Regions from separate parts of the Homo sapiens genome. Here region 1 is linked to region 2. A link is a loop called in an ENCODE intact Hi-C map of the cell type or tissue named here. Cell type or tissue: HCT116. All regions are shown on one strand. Each heading gives the region's core, and the rest is flanking DNA. Links, peaks and the distances in the headings are about the cores only. Region 1 overlaps SYNJ1 (synaptojanin 1). Region 2 holds the start of LOC124905010 (a long non-coding RNA gene).

Region 1 (8,340 bases), core at 192-8,191, 66 kb before region 2:
AAAAAGTTTGGTTTAGGGCTAACAGAAAAAAAATTTCTTTTTCAGAGTGCTAAAAAGTTAAAATGGAAAAAATTTATTTTGTCAATTATACCTCAATACATTTTAGAGAAAGAAAAAGTAAGTCTAATCTATTAAATTCTACAATGAATGTTGAGTTTTCCCGTCATGCTACTTTTATGTGCTCACTGATAGGAGAAGTTTTTTTTTAAAAGACACAGTGGAAGGTGAAAACCTATTCTGAAGGTCATATATTTATTTCAAATATTAAAATTGGTAATAGCAGTTAGTGCCCAATAATTAGCACTACTTTAAATTATTAATATGATTTAATGCTTATTCAAACAATAGCAATTAAAAGTTAAGACCAAGTTACAGAAACTTTTGGGATAGTGATTTAAAAAATAACCAATATAGGCATTAGTTTTCCCAGTAAAGCATTTTTCTGCATAATTAGATTATTAAATGCTGTATTACAAGTACTAGCTGAATATTCTATGAAATACTGCCTTGTACAAAGTTAACAATGCTTAATTATTTACCCCTCAATCATAATCTATAGAAGAAACCATGCAAGGGCCTCAGTTTACAGCTTAGTAATACCACTGATTGTACAAATATTTTAAAACAGACAAACTTCCCTTGGAGAATGTACTTTTCAAAAATTACCTTTACAGAAATCCCTTCAAAAACTATTTTAACCAACTAAAAATTCTGTGTAAATAAGTTTACATTTACCTCTTGGACCTTTAGGAATATAAATAACAAATAAAATATAAAGTGCACATACCACGCAAACTTCCAGTAGTTAAAAGTGCTCGAGCTTTGTCAGCTAAATCACTATTCAGAGTATTTCCCAGTAGCAAAACATCAATGGCCTCTTGCTTGGAGCTGTCAAAGAAGTTATTCTGAATTGTTCGGGTAACAGAGCGAGCACCATCTTTTAACTTTCCAGCCTGTTAAGAAAGGAGCGCAGATTTTCATTTTAAATATTACTGATTTTACTCATTAGGTTTTTTGAAATTTTAAATCAGTTTTATATGATTTTAGTATAAAAAAGGACCTAATCGTTCTATTTTGAATATATAGTCATGACAATTAAAATGCCTCCAACATGTCACTGTTTCCTTTCTTCTTTTGGATTAAAGCTCTGCACAAAGAAATGAAAAAGCTCAGTGCTACAACCTCATCCAGTAATTACATCTAGGGCAACAAATGTTTAAAATTGCTTATTACAAAGGAAATAAACTGAAGTGAACTTATTTAAAACAAGAAAATTCCTTCTTACAAGGTAATTTGTAAACTTGGGGATAAAATGGGTAAGGAGAAATGGGAGATAAAAGAAGATACACTGAGCTTAACTGCCCCTAGAAAAACTTCAAATTACTTTGGTAGTAGAAAAAGAAAATGGAAATTGCTCCCAAATAGCTTACATGAGTTAAAATTAAAACTAAACCTAAGAATGAAGGTCTAGTCTCAAAAGAAATTTACAAGTACAGTTCATAAACGAATATTACATGTAAACTACAGTTTGTATATTTTGAGTCATTTTATTGCCCATGCAAAAATACATCATAAGATAATAAACTTATTCCTATAGTGAGATTTGATTATAACTTTTAATGAATATATATTTTACTTAGGCATGTTAGTTACCATAATGATTTATTTTGATCTTACAGATTTTGATGATTGTCAAAACAAAAAACTTGCGTCTTTTAGGAAATAACTTCAGTTTGCAATATGTAATTTTTATTCTTTAAAGAAATAACAGTAACTCAAGGCTTCTTTTTAGAATAAAGAGCCAATTTTCTTAAATGCCACTAAATGAAGAACCAGTTTTCTTCAATGCCATTAAATGAATGCTACTATATTTAATAAGCAATTAATGTTTGGCATTAAGTGTTATTTCTTTCTATATAATAGCATATGCAAATGACATTATTTGAAAAGACACTCACCATTCACATTATCAGGCAATTAATCAAAAGGAACCCAGAGAAAAGGAAAAGAAAGAGCAGTTCAGATGTTAGATTTTAGTTCAATTCAGGCTAGCATATTTAATGTATAAAATTTTATATCTATATATTATGTTAAAGATAAAAGACCACTGAAAATATATGTAACCTCTGTACATATATTGTAGTCACTGCAGAAATGAAAAGGTAGAAGTATATAAAAGAATATTTTAAGCAATAGTTTGAGAATCAGCTTTTAATAGCAAGAATTATGTTGTTTAAAAGGAATAAATCAAAGTTTAACAATTTGATGTTTACAAAAATAGGGACCACTTAAGAAGTAAATATTTGTAAAAGTCAATACAAATTATTTCTATGAGTTGAACAAAAGAAACTTTGCAGGTAAGGCCAATACCTCTGGGCAGAGGCATGGCATATTATGAGACACAGAAGAGGAAGACTTGGAAATTAAAAGAAGACTTGGAGACCATGAATGGTCTTTAAAGAATTTCAGTTGCTGTATGGAAGAAGCTGAATGAGAACTATAAAAGTGATAAATGTTCTCATTTCTATTCTTGAAATAATTTGAGAAATTGTGGAGATTTAGAAAGTTGATAAATTCAAGTGAGGCCAGGATCCTTAAAAAGTTAAACAATATTTAAGAATATAAAATAATGAAAACTATCTCAAGTATTGTTCCAAACTCCCTCAATAAGGGACAAATACTTGAGAAGAAAGTAGTCTGTAGATAATACCAGGAAATAAAAAGTAATGATGAAACAGACAATTATAATTAAGTCCATTCTTTTTTTTTTTTGGAACAGAGTCTCACTCTGTCACTCAGGCTGGATGGAGTGCAGTGGCGTGATCTTGGCTCACTGCAACCACCACCTCCTGGGTTCAAGTGATTCTCATGCCTCAAACTCCCGAGTAGCTGGGATTTCAGGTGTGCACCACCATGCCCAGCTAGTATTTTCTATTTTCAGTAGAGATGTGGTTTCGCTATGTTGGCCAGGCTAGACTAGAACTCCTGGTCTCAAGTGATCCACCTGCCTCAGCCTCCCAAAGTGCTGGGATTATAGGCGTCAGCCACCACACCTGGCCCATATCTCACACTTCGTTGGCACATCTTGATAGCCACCTTTCTAAGGTAAGATAAGTAAAGATCAATTATGCCCTAATCTTGGGTTCCTAGTAAGCACTGCATAAGCTGTTGATGGACTTACTTGTCCAAGTGGCATACGTCACACATCTATTAACAGTAGGCACTGTGTTAAGTGCAGGGAACGCAAAGCCAAATAAGAGAGAACCCTTTATTAAGAGGTCTATGGTTTTAAAAATCATATTTGTAATCAAAACAAACAATACAAAAAGTAAAACAGATATACAAGGGAAATCATGAAAAAAAGAGCAATATATATCATCTTAGTGGATTGTCACTAAATGACTAGATACGTTATATATACATACTTCCCAAACTTAGGGAAATACCTATCTTCCATTTATTCACTAGTATCCACTGTGAAAGGAAGTATCAAAGAAGGCATAAAAGCACATTAAACAGAATTCTAAGACACATCTATTAATTTAAACCATCTATTAACTTTTAAAAGGCCATTTAAAAGCTTTATGAAGAGAGGAAAAAGAGGATATTCTGTAATGTTATGATAGATCTAGATATACCTTCGCTTTCCCTTCAAGAGCTCCAGTTCCTGCATATATCTTACTGATTGAATCACCATTCACGGACCACATTGACCGAAAAACTTCTTGAAAGCGAGTCACCAACTGAGGCTTTTCAGCTAAACCAAGAGCTTCCAACTGTTTAGCTAGCATCTTAAAAAGCAAACAAGAAATTTTTATAAGTACATTAATATATTAATTGTAATATGGCTTTTAAGAACTACCAGAATCAAACCAAAAATTTATCATTATAGCACTATTTGGGACTAGCTTCTGAAAACATAACAGTTTACTAGGCTGAGTTATTTCCCATCATTTCAATTTTTAAAACAAATACTGTATCAATGGAAACTACAAGTATTGATAAGGACTTCTTTCTGGTTAAATGATAAAATTTATCTTATTAAAGTATCCCTATAAATCAGAGTTGTTTACCTTGCCCACCTAAAAGAATTCATCAATCAACAGCCTGCATTAGAATAAAAAAAAGTTTACTTAGTCCTAAACATAAATAACTAGGTCTCTTTAACTTTTGGATTTGGCTTTATAAGTTTAAGTAATTAAGGTAAAAAAAATGAAAAAAAGGAGTTGCTCTTAAATTGTCACAAAATAAAGAAAATAAGTAAAACTTCTGAATGAAGTCATGACAGCTTTTTATGCATAAAATCCACATCGGTAATATATATAAGGGAAGAACTAGGGGGAAGAGCATGCAAGAAATTCAAGGACCTCTCGGCTTCCACAAGTCCTTATCACATATAACAATAAAAGTGTTCCAAAAAGTTATTGATCTTTATATGCAAGAATTCTAGCCTATAAATCTGACAGAGTCAATGTTCGATCTTTATCCAATCTGTGTATTTGGAATCTAGTCATATTCTATGCCTTGCATTTTAACTTAACTCTTTCCAATTTACGTTTTATTTTATCATGTAAGTATGGTGATCATCCATAATTATAGAAGAACCAAAAGCTAAAATAAGATTAAAAAAACCTTAAACTGGGTTCATTTAATTACCTAGAGACTTACACCAGAGCTGTTCTTTGCTAGCATGGAGAATAAAACAAAATGAGCCCCAGGGCCTCCTTTATCATTTAAATCTTTCTTCAAGGAACTGGGCAAAACTGATCTTATTCCTCTACTAGTTTGGCTTTGTCTATCTTGGTGTCAAACTTTGTAACCTGTCAACCAATTGCTATCCTAGGGAGTTTTCTAATTCCTAACTATCAACAGTGGAGAATCAGCTAAGTCAGATCCTGAAAACTAACATCTGTTATAATTTTGATGAAGAGGTCCAAGTACTTCAATAAGCTTATTATCAGAATCCATGTACATTTATTCAGCCACTTAAAACTTGAAACAAATCCAAGGCATGTGATAAACTCTTATCTAAATGACCAACATGCTTGCTTTCATTTTCTTGTTTCTGTCAAATTTTCTAAATAAATTACAAATAAACATCAAAAACATACTCAAAAAATCCAAACAGTAAAATTTATTTAGTTACATGAAAAATATATTCTGTAGTAGAGAATTTTATACACTGTACTTTCATTTTTGAGATAAAGAACCTCAGCTGCAAAGTAACTAATTAACCAATACTCAGGTCAAATTTAAGATCATTAACTAAAGGAAATAAGAACATGTAACTTCCTATTGCTGTTTTTTTATAGTATTTGAGAACTATGTTAAGTTCTGATGGAACTAAACGAAGTTTAGCCACAGCCTTATAACCTTAACTTGCAGAGGAGGGAAGACTTAGAAAGCTCAGCATTGCTAAATAGTTTGTCAAAGAGTTGAGACTATGTTTATCTTAGGCTGAATCTGATGGATAAGTAGTAAAGAAAAAAAAAAAAGAAAAAACGTTGCAAACAGCGACCTTATCAGAGAAGTTGAATTGCATTCATTTTCATTCTCACTAACTATGGCATTTTCATCTGATCCTGTTTTTTTATAGCTACTAATTTGAAAACACCAAACAAACTGGATTGGTATCAGAGAAGTTGAATTGCATTCATTTTCATTCTCACTAACTATGGCATTTTCATCTGATCCTGTTTTTTTATAGCTACTAATTTGAAAACACCAAACAAACTGGATTGGGTTACAAATTGTCAAAAATATAGTCCTATATAATTGTACATATGAAAATAGACCCTTCTTATCCTAAAATAGATTTTTAAAAGACAACACAGAGAATAAAAGGCCAAATACACACATACACCCACACCCACACATATATATTTCCTCCAAAAGACAGGGAAAAAATTGTTGAAATACTATAAACAGCAGATTTTAAAAGGGAGAATAAGGAACAACAGAAGTAGATAGAGAGCTACCTAAAGAGAATATGAAGATCAGGTAAAGGAAATATTTAAATCAAAAGAAAGTTTGGCCAAAAAAAGAGACAGAGATTAGAAGTACAAAATGAAGCATAACATTACATACACTTTCTGGAAGGTAATAAGAAACATAAGTATTCAAAAAGCACTTAAAGAGGCAGATGATACAAGGCACATACATTTTAATTTATTCTTTTACCTCTAAGCCAAGAAATGCCTGCACACTATTTGTTCTATCAAGACAATCCAAGCAGTTTGTTCGAACTGTACCACTCTGGCATCTGTAACCAATAAAGTTAAATATCCAGTTTGGAACAAAAATAAAGCTAAAACAAACAGTGAATAATTGAGGTAATTAAAATGTAGCATCCACCTTCCCTCTCCAACTTTTTATTATTACAGTATTCAAATATACAAAAAAAATTATACTGTGAACATCCATATACCCACCATTTAAATTTGACAACTGTTAACATTTTGTCACATATGCTTCATTACATTATCTATCACACACTTATTTTTAATTAGGCCAACAATTAGAAACTAAATATACATTCAGGTTTATGCTCTTACAGTTCTTTGCACATAAAATAAAAATATTTATAGAACAAAATTTTTTTAAACCTAAGATCTGTTATCTCTAATGACTGTGTCTACAGCATTGATGCTAAATAAAATACAAATTGAAAAATTAAAAATTTGAGCTTTCTGCACTAAAGTTTCCCTTAACCTATATTCTGAACTTAACTCTCTTAACATTTACTTTTCTCCTCTATTTCACATACAAAAACTGAATATTTAAATTATACTAAAGCAGACAGTAAACAAAGCCTTTCACTTCTATTTGCATTTAATAATCTTTACTGGCATCAAGAAATATTAAAACGTAAGTTTTAAAAGAGAAGCAAAACAGTTTCATATATAACAGCATGAAGTATGGAGCCAGACGAATCCCAGTTCTAACACTTGCTAATTATGAGACTTGCAGCAGATGGAAATGGGCATAATAATAGAGTCTATCCCTATAATTGTTATTGATACATGTTAAGACTTAAGTACGGCCGGGCGCGGTGGCTCACGCCTGTAATCCCAGCACTTTGGGAGGCGGAGGCGGGTGGATCACGAGGTCAGGAGATCGAGACCATCCTGGCTAACACGGTGAAACCCCGTCTCTACTAAAAATACAAAAAAAAAACAGCCGGGAGTGGTGGCGGGCGCTTGTAGTCCCAGCTACTCAGGAGGCTGAGGCAGGAGACTGGCATGAGCCCGGGAGGCGGAGCTTGCAGTGAGCCAAGATCGCACCACTGCACTCCAGCCTGGGCGACAGAGCGAGACTCCGTCTCAAAAAAAAAAAAAAAAAAGACTTAAGTACACTGCCTGCTCCATAAAATGCGCTCACTAATGTAACCTCTCATTATTATTTGGTGAATTCTAAAGAAAGAAAAACAAGTTTAAAATCAAGTATAGGATGGGTGAGATGGCTCATGCCTGTAAACCTAGCACTTTGGGAGGCTGAGGCAGGTGGATCACTTGAGCCCAGGAGTTTGAGCCCAGCCAGGGCAATACAGGGAGACCCCCGTCTCTACCAAAAAAAAAAAAAAAAAAAAAAAATAAGCCAGGCATGGTGGCACACACCTGTAGTCCCAGCTACTCAGGAGGCTGAGGTGAGAGGATCTCCTGAAACCAGAAGGCAGAGGCTGCAGGGAGCTGAGACTGCACCACTGCACACCAGCCTGGGCAACAAAGTGAGGCCCTATTTCAAAATAATAAAAATAAAAATAAAATGAAATATTTAAAAGATATTTAATTATAAACTTTAATTTTAAAAAGAAAATTTAAGAGTTCAACGTTAAGAATAATTTTTAATTAATGTTCCAATTCAAAGAACAGAGAAACAGAACAGTCAAACCTTTGAACTTCACTTCCATTGAAATAAAAAAATCCATAATCTAGAAACTTCTGGACTTGAGGTTTAAGAACACTATGTAATTTTTCTGCCTTTCCTCCCTTAACCATTTGATGATAGTCAAAATTCACCATCTGGATATCAGCAGCATGTTCAGAAGCTTTCAAATGACTCTGAAAGTAAAAAGGCAAATATTCATCTAAATGAAAGTAAAAAGGCAAATATCCATCTAAATATTCATCACATTTCATTGACACTGGCAATAAATCTTTTCCCTAAAGCCTCAAAAACTATCCCTGAGAGATACGGTGACACAATTAACATCAGTGTACTTAAATAATATTCTCATCTGGCTTAGGAAATAAAAAATTATTTCCAATTGCCAGCATTTTATTTTTACAACACAAACTTACTATTTAGACCTATTATAGAATCTCAAAGTCATCTAAGACA
Region 2 (8,340 bases), core at 190-8,189:
ACATTTAAACAGCTTCTATGAATGGCCCCTGAAGAGCATTAACTTTAAGTTTGGCAACTAGTTATAAAACAGTATCTAGTTGTTTTATATGCTGTTTAAATGGTTTGGGTGCCCAATCTTTTGGCTTCCCTGGGCCATACTGGAAGAACTGTCTTGGGCCACACATAAAATACAATGACACTAATGACAGCTGATGAGCTAAAAAAAAAAAAAAAAGAAAAAAAAAAAGGAGGGGGGCGGGGTCTGTGCATAAATTTCATGTATTAAGACAGTTTACAAATTTGTGTTGGGCCGCATTCAAAGCCGTCCTGGGCCACATGTCCATGGGCCACGGGTTGGACAAGCTTAAATTATCAATTGTTAACATTTTGGTTTCTCATTTCCCCCCAGAAAATACAGTCTTTAAAAGGACATTTGATTAGTTGGATTGGGACTGAGGTGTGGTGGTGAGAAATCATAATGAAAGGCTATTTAAAATGATGACATCTTCCTTCCATATTGATTTTTTTAAACTGAAAACTAACATCTCTCTGCGGGACTAGGTATAAAAAAAAGAAAAAAAAAACCTAACATCTCAAATTTTGTGTATTTCAGGCTTTAATGGCCCTGATGGCCCAAGTGGGAGAACCAGATTTCTGATTGGTTTAGGATAACCACTCATTCTCTCAATGCTTGCTCATATTCAACAGAAAGAGGAAAAAAAAAAAAGGCTTCAAAAGATACTAAATTACCTGTGTATTTTTATTTTCTGCATTCACTACTGAAGGATATCCATTGATTAATTTTAGTGTAATTCCCACCATTCTTGAAGTCTGTGTTGTAGAAAAAGGGTCCCACATATTTTCAGCTATCACTATTAAGAAAAAAAGAGGATTGAGACACAGAAGCCAATTGTACCTTTAATTTTTTGTCAAGCAGACCTCTATTAATGCCAATCCTAATTTATTTTTCCTCTTTTTCTACAATATAAGCTTTAGTCTTCTTTGTCCTATTAACTGTGGGAATTTGGAGGGATAGGGATGTGGAGAGAGGATAGATTATTCTTATTTCTGGTACTCAGGGAAAATAAAGATTAGGAAAAAAGAGGATTTCTGTAGAAATGTTGTCTTGGCATCAAGAATTTCAAACTAACATTTCTAGTATTTAAAATAGATTCCTGTATCAATGATTCCTAATCTTTTTTGAGGAACTTATGAAAGCATTTTAATTGCTCCCCACATAAATGCATATCCTCCTCCCTCAAACTCTGTATAATTTTGCTTCAGTCAGTCTTTGAATTTCTAAACCTCACCTATGAAGCAATTACTGCACTCAACTACAGGCCCACCCTAAAGTGGTCTTCAAGTCCCAGGATAAGAACCCCTCTGCCCTCTAGCCATCTCTGGGCCAGGTGGTAACTATTATTTCTCATGTAATTTCTATAAGGAAACATGCTCTGAATTATAAACTCATAAAAATAGATTTGAGAAAGCCAGTGTGTCTGAATGCTCAATTCAGAGAACAGGAGATTTACCTGTTAGTTTAGGAAGAATCACCTTTTCCACAATGGTAGGTAGTAGGGCAACATCTACATCATCTTTTTCTTGCTCTCGTTCTTCACAACCATAAAACAGCAAAGATTCAAACCACAGCATATTCTCAAAGTCACGACATTTTGCCTAAAAGACATTTAAAAGGTTACCCAAATACTAAAATAGTGGCTATTTCTGCTTCCAGCTATGATAAGAGAAACAAGAACTGGATTTAACCTTTGGTTGCAAACAACTAAAAACTGGACGGCTGGAGATATCATGCTACCAGACTTCAAACTATAAGGCCACAGTAACCAAAACAGCATGGTACTGATACAAAAACAGACACATAGACCAATGGAACAGAATAGAGAACTCAGCAATAAGACCGCACACCTACAACCATCTGATCTCCGACAAACCTGACACGAACAAGCAATGGGGAAAAGATTCCCTGTTTAATAAATGGTGTTGGGAGAATTGGCTAGCCATATACAGAAAATTGAAACTGGGCTCCTTCCTTACACCATATACAAAAGTTAAGTCAAGATGGATTAAAGACTTAAATGTAAACCCCAAAACTATAAAAATCCTAGAAGAAAATCTAGGCAATACCATTCAAGACATCGGCATGGGCAAAGATTTCACGACAAAAACACCAAAAGCAACTGCAACAAAAGCAAAAATTGACAAATGGTATCTAATTCAACTAAAGAGCTTCTACGCAGCAAAAGAAACTATTATCAGAGTGAACAGACAACCTACAGAATGGGAGAAAATTCTTGCAATCTATCCATCTGACAAAGGTCTAATATCCAGAGTCTACAGGAAACTTTATAGGAAAAAAACAACCCCATTAAAAGTGGGCAAAGGACATGAACAGATACTTCTCAAAAGAAGACATTCATGTAGCCAACAAACATGAAAAAAAGCTCAACATCACCGATGATTGGAGAAATGCAAATCTAAACCACAATGAGATACCATCCCATGCCAATCAGAATGGGAATTATTTAAAAGTCCAGAAACAAAAGATGCTGGTAAGGTTTCAGAGAAAAAGGAACACTTTTACACTATTGGTGGGAGTGTAAGGAAGACAGTGTGCCAATTCCTCACAGATCTAGAAGCAGAAATGCCATTTGACCCAGCAATCCCATTACTGGGTATATACCTACAGAAATATAAATCATTCTATTATAAAGCTACATGCATATGTATGTTCACTGCAGCACTATTCACAATAGCAAAGACATGGAATCAACCCAAATGCCCATCAATTATAGACTGGATAAAGAAAATGTTATACATATACACCATGGAATACTATGCAGCCATAAAAAGGAACGAGGTCATGTCCTTTGCAGGGACATGGATGGAGCTAGAAGCCATTATCCTCAGCAAACTAACGCAGGAACAGAAACCCAAGCACCACATGTTCTCGCAAGTGGGAGCTGAACAATGAGAATATATGGACACATACTGGGGAAAAACACACACTGAGGCCTGTTGGGGGGTGGGGGTGGGGACTTGGGGGAGGGAGAGCAACAACAGCTACTGGATGCTAGGCTTCCTACCAAGGTGATGGGTTGATCTGTGCTGTAAACCACCATGTCACATGTTTACCTATGTAACAAATCTGCACATGTACCCTGGAACTTAAAAGCCAAAGAAAATAAAAAAGAACTGGACAAAATACAATGGACCATAGGCAGCACAAGACTATGACCCTTTAAAGAAAGGAATCAAATGAGGTGAGATGCTAGTTCAGGACAGCAGAGCAGTTTTGCTGAGTGGAGGAGACAGAGGGTGGAGCTCAGGAAGGCTGACACAGCTGGAAACTGTGGGGCAGAGGAGTGGGGGACACAGAAAAATAACTCCAAAATACAGTCTTGGGCCTTTGCTATCTACCAAGACACTCATGCACACAGCAAAACTTCAGAAGGTCTGGCCAAGAGCACACAGGAAATAGGAGCTGTGAGCTGAATGCTTCTCAGAGCTCACATTTTTTTCAGTTGTGTTTCCATGGCATCAACCTCAGCTCCCTTTTCCTTATAGTTCACAAATTCAACCTAGCCAATCTCAACCATGTCTACAGCTTCACCCACGTTGGTAACTTCTAAAACCACATTGTAAACATCACCACTAGACCTCCAGAGTCAATTCTAGCCCCCTCCCTTATATGACAGGCCAATAGGTCCTCTTGATTCCACCTCCTTATCTTTTTTTTTTTTTCTTGTGGCAGGTCTTGTTCTATCACCCAGGCTGCAGTGCAGTGGCACAATCATAGCTCATTACAGCCTTGATCTCCCGGGCTCAAGCAATCCTGCCTCAGCCCCCGAAGTAGCTAGGAATATGAGCACATGCCACCACAGCTAATTTTTTTTTTTTTTTTTTAAGTAGAGACAAGGTCTTGCTATGTTGCCCAGGCTGGTCTTGAACTCCTGAGCTCAAACAATCCTCCCGCCTTGGCCTCCCAAACTGTTGGGATTACAAGCATGAGCCACCATGCCTGGCCTATCAATTTTTCTCACCATGACAACTGACTTGGGTCATGTCCTCATTTCACACCTGCCTCATTGTGCTTTCCCATCTGGTTCTGAGTTCCTCTAGGATCAAAGGACCAAGTTCTTACTATTCATGTTCATATCCCAGTGTTACTGCATATAATTTCAGCTGGCTGAAAAAAGGATTATATGTAAACTGAAAAAACAACAACAACAACAAAAAAAACACATAGCTCTGCTGGGAAGACATGAAACTTAAAAGGAAAGATCATAAGATTATAACCAGATACAATCTATCAATTATAGCCTATGCCCTATCACCCCTGCAAAATATTTTGCTTAAGCTTACATCTCTAGCTTTGAGATTAAAATTACCCAGATATCAAATTATAACACTTTCTAATAGTGACAGAAGCCACTCACCTCAAGAGGAGTCCAAGTGAGGAGCTGAAGTCGTATGAGGGGGTTGAATAATTTTGGCAAACAAAGGCCAATGTAAGCATCTTTGTAGGATGTGTAGTATTTTGAACGCCATGCTTCAAACTGTGATTTAATACAGTCAATTGAATAGAAACTTTCAAGGACATCTTCAAAAACTTTGCCGGATTCTTTTGAAATTCGATCTAAAAACAACAAAACCCCACAGAGAACCATACATTAGTATGAAGTAGGAAAAAAACAGTCCAATATTTTCAGTGTTTTCTTTGTAGCTTCAGTATCAGAAGATACGCTCATTAACAAAGGGCCAATTGTTAGTCACAATTTAGAAGAAAAAAATAAATTGAAGTTTCAATTTGTCTATTATGTAAACTAAAGTGCAGCCAGTCCTTGTTTTGCAGTTCCAGTATATACAATTTTTCTACCACAGTTTGGCTAAATAAAACCTGTTCCCAAACAAGATGGTTCAAATTTCAGTTACTACGGTGTATTAGCCATAAGTAATTGTGCCGCTAGCTTTTTAGTTCACAGATCACTGCACAGATTAACAGCTGTGCATCATAATCAGTCACTAATCACATTGCTTCATTCAAACTCTGTTGGTGATTATAATAACTGACATAGCCAACTATCAGCTGAATGGATGCTAGGAACTTTAAGTGAAAAGTTATTTGCGAATAAGATTTTTTTTTTTTTTTTGAGACAGATTCTCACTCTGTCACCCAGGCTGGAGTGAAGTGGTGCGATCTCAGCTCACTGCAATCTCTGCCTCCCAGGTTCAAGTGATTCTCCTGCCTCAGCCTCCTGAGTAGCTGGGATTACAGGTATGCGCCACCATGCCCAACTAATTTTTGTATTTTTAGTAGAGATGGAGTTTCATCATGTGAGCCAGGCTGGTCTCGAATTCCTGACTTCAAGTGGTCCGCTGCCTCGGCCTCCCAAAGTGCTGGGATTACAGGTGTGAGCCACTGTGCCCAACCAAGAATAAGATACTCTTATGATGTCCCAGATTACTTGGGAAAAGGAAATATTTACAATGGAGAGATAAAGTTCTGAGAACCTTTACTGCAAGATCAATCTTAACATTGCTAATAGTGGGGACAGTCTAACATTTGTCATGTGCTTTTAAGCAGTATGAAACAGCATCCTGTATAAATTATTCTTGGGGAAGAAAAAAAAAAAGTTTAACTTAAATCTAATTAAGCCTTCAGACCTAAATTCCAGTTTACAAGAAATGGATCAAAGAACAAGTTAAACAATGCTATGAGGAAACATACAGACCAGTCTAGAATATAGGACAGTCTATAAGAGAAGTGGCCTGGTCTCTTCAAAAATTTAAAGAACAATAGGGGTGGGTGTGTGAATGTGTACTTAGGGTTACTCATTTATTCCAGATTTAAAAATGTCATAACCAAATGCAGAGCATGAACCTTAGGTGGATCCTGGTTTCAAAAACCACAAAATAACCCATAAAAATAGTTCCTAAAAAGGGTTTTTCCAGGATGCCATTGAGAAAAATTATATATGGACATGATATTAAGAAATCTGTTTTCTTATTGTGCTAAAAAAAGAAATACTTAATCAGAATAGGCATCTAACAAAAAGAAAAAAGATAATAATACTGTGATTATACAGAAAAATATACTCATTTAGAGGAAACACACTCTGAAATTTTGGGGAGTGAAGAGCCATGAGGTCTGTAAGTTACTTTCAAATGGTTCAGCAAACACACACATCTCCTTGTATAAAGAGCCAGGCAAACTTGGTGAAATCATAAGCATTGTTATCTGAGTGATAGGTATGTGGATGATCACTGTGCTAGTCTTTCAAATTTTGTTTAGAAATGTTCACTGTAAAAAAAGTAAGAGAAAGAAGCTTCTCCAACTAAGTTCCAAATGGTGTGCAATTGATATAATTCCAAACAATTATAGCCAATGGTGGGAAATGAAGACTTTTATTTGGGATCCTTCTGAAAATGCCTGGCACATAATAGTACTAACCATTCCTCTAAGGTGAGATTACTTATGACTCCCCAAATCAAGAGTTTCCTTCAGGGCTGAGTGCTCTACTGCCAAGCTTTACCTTTCCAGACCAGACAGGCTGCAATGAGAGCTGCCCTCAAGGACCTGACACATTTCCAGTCACTTAAAATTCTACCATTTGGAACAGTAACAACATTTATTATGCAAATACTAAGTACACCCTATGAGAAGATGTTACCCCTATTTTTGAGAATTCATCATGATATTCACTAATAAAAAGGCATGCAAATTTCTGCAATTAAAAAAGAAGTGTCTGGTTCTAATGCAGAGACCATGAAGATTCAAATCATTTCATGGTAAAAACCATACCCAAGTAGAAACTAAACTGATGATGAGTCTTATTTCCAAATAAATGTCTAACCTTTTTCCAGATTGAAATTAGTAATATCTGTAGAAGTTTCTTCATCATCACTGGAAAGGCCTTCAAGGTGATCTGCCATCTTACCGGTTTGTTCTCTGGCTTGTCTACGACGAGTCCTAAATAATAAACATCAAGTTCCCAAACTAGATAACAGAGACTCCTCCCTTCCCAAACAAGCCAGAGCAAGGGTTTTGAGAATTACCTCCTGGCCTCCCGCTCTGCAATGCGACGTTTTGCATGCTCTTGATACAGTGCCCGATCGCGTCCAAAGGAGTCAAGATTTGGTGCCATCAGAGCTTTGTCTGCAAAACAACAACAGTTAAAATTAAAAGCCATCTTTCAACAATCTTGAGGAAAGAGTTTGCACAGAATAAGCCATTACGACAGACTGCTTGCTAATCTCAACGGCAAGATTCTGCAATAACTGGTAAACCAGGTAGGTTTTTGGTTTAGAACAAATTTCATTATTATTCTGCGTTCCCATTTTAAAAAGTAGAAAAATTAAAGAAGTGATTTCTTTTTAAGAGTTCAACAACCCTACAAATATGTAATTGGGCTTACTCACTATTTTTATGTCTAAGTAACAGGACAGCTATCAGGAATAGCTATCATGATGACCAAATAAATTAAAACTCTAAATTACCTGTGCAAAGGGAAAAATATTACATTTTTAAGGAGGAAGAACTTCAGCATCACATTGAATGACAGCAGGAAAACATAGGAAGACATAAGAAAACAGCTTTGTTGCAAGAGTTTAATAAATTTATTGTAATTTTGCTTTGTAGAAATTTGTTTTCTATCACTATTTTTAGAATAAGGCATCTGAAAACCGCATCTGAGCAGGACCAACTTCCGCCTTCTCAAATGCTAATCTTTCTCTTTCACAGCATAGTTTTATTTTATTTTTTTGGTCTTCGTATTTTCCATTTCTCAAAAAACATTCTAGGGTAATTTCCTAGCTTTAGCTTCCAATCCTATTTAAATTTATATTTCAGTTATCATATTTTTAGTTTTCAAGAGATAGTTCTTGTTCTTACAATATTCCTCTTCTACAGCATTCTATATACTCCTGTTGAGTAGGATACCTTCTATTATCTCCCTGGGGCTCCCAACTGTTTGAAAGTAATCTGTTTACAGAAAACTTGCATACTTGTACCAGCACTGTCTGTTTCCTCAGTCCCTTTGGTTCTGCTGCTCAGGTTGGTCCTTATGATCATCGTTAACTGCCTGTTCATATAGAAGAGCAAGACTGGAAGCTGTGTGTGTGGGCAGGAGCTGTCTAACAGAGGTGTCTCCGTCGGATCACTAGGTACTGAGCCAGTTCTTTTGTTGGGGATCCCCAGATTTTAGTGTTTCAGGGTCTTTATTTTGGACCTACTCTCTTTAATCAAAAAAGACTCCCCTAATCTCTTGCCTAGGTAAAAGAAGGGGTGGGGGAAACATCTGTCCACTATACTTCCCTCATTTCTACGTTTTAGTTCCAC

What was found. A loop is a pair of places that touch in the nucleus more often than their neighbours do. Peaks named below come from ENCODE experiments on the same cell type or tissue, not always from the same donor. Only the 100,000 strongest peaks of a DNase experiment are listed, where the experiment ranks them.
Region 1: a loop joins it to region 2, with 5 times the contacts of the local background. A loop is called at or near these places in 2 of 110 quality-filtered maps.

The regions. Positions count from the first base shown.
Region 1 is chr21:32,677,858-32,686,197 of GRCh38, forward strand. It overlaps SYNJ1 (synaptojanin 1), which reads right to left. Exons shown (of 33, transcript NM_203446.3): 9 at 7,891-8,060; 10 at 6,181-6,262; 11 at 3,639-3,791; 12 at 788-944. Among named protein-coding and RNA genes, the nearest start is that of SYNJ1, 46 kb to the right of the region's middle. In HCT116, for the core only: no CTCF peak of the experiment used is centred there; no DNase peak of the experiment used is centred there.
Region 2 is chr21:32,744,061-32,752,400 of GRCh38, forward strand. PAXBP1 (PAX3 and PAX7 binding protein 1) reads right to left here. Exons shown (of 18, transcript NM_016631.4): 9 at 7,059-7,158; 10 at 6,857-6,972; 11 at 4,439-4,638; 12 at 1,514-1,658; 13 at 732-853. It overlaps LOC124905010 (a long non-coding RNA gene), which reads left to right and starts at 7,194. Exons shown (of 2, transcript XR_007067844.1): 1 at 7,194-7,292; 2 at 8,056-8,340. In HCT116, for the core only: no CTCF peak of the experiment used is centred there; no DNase peak of the experiment used is centred there.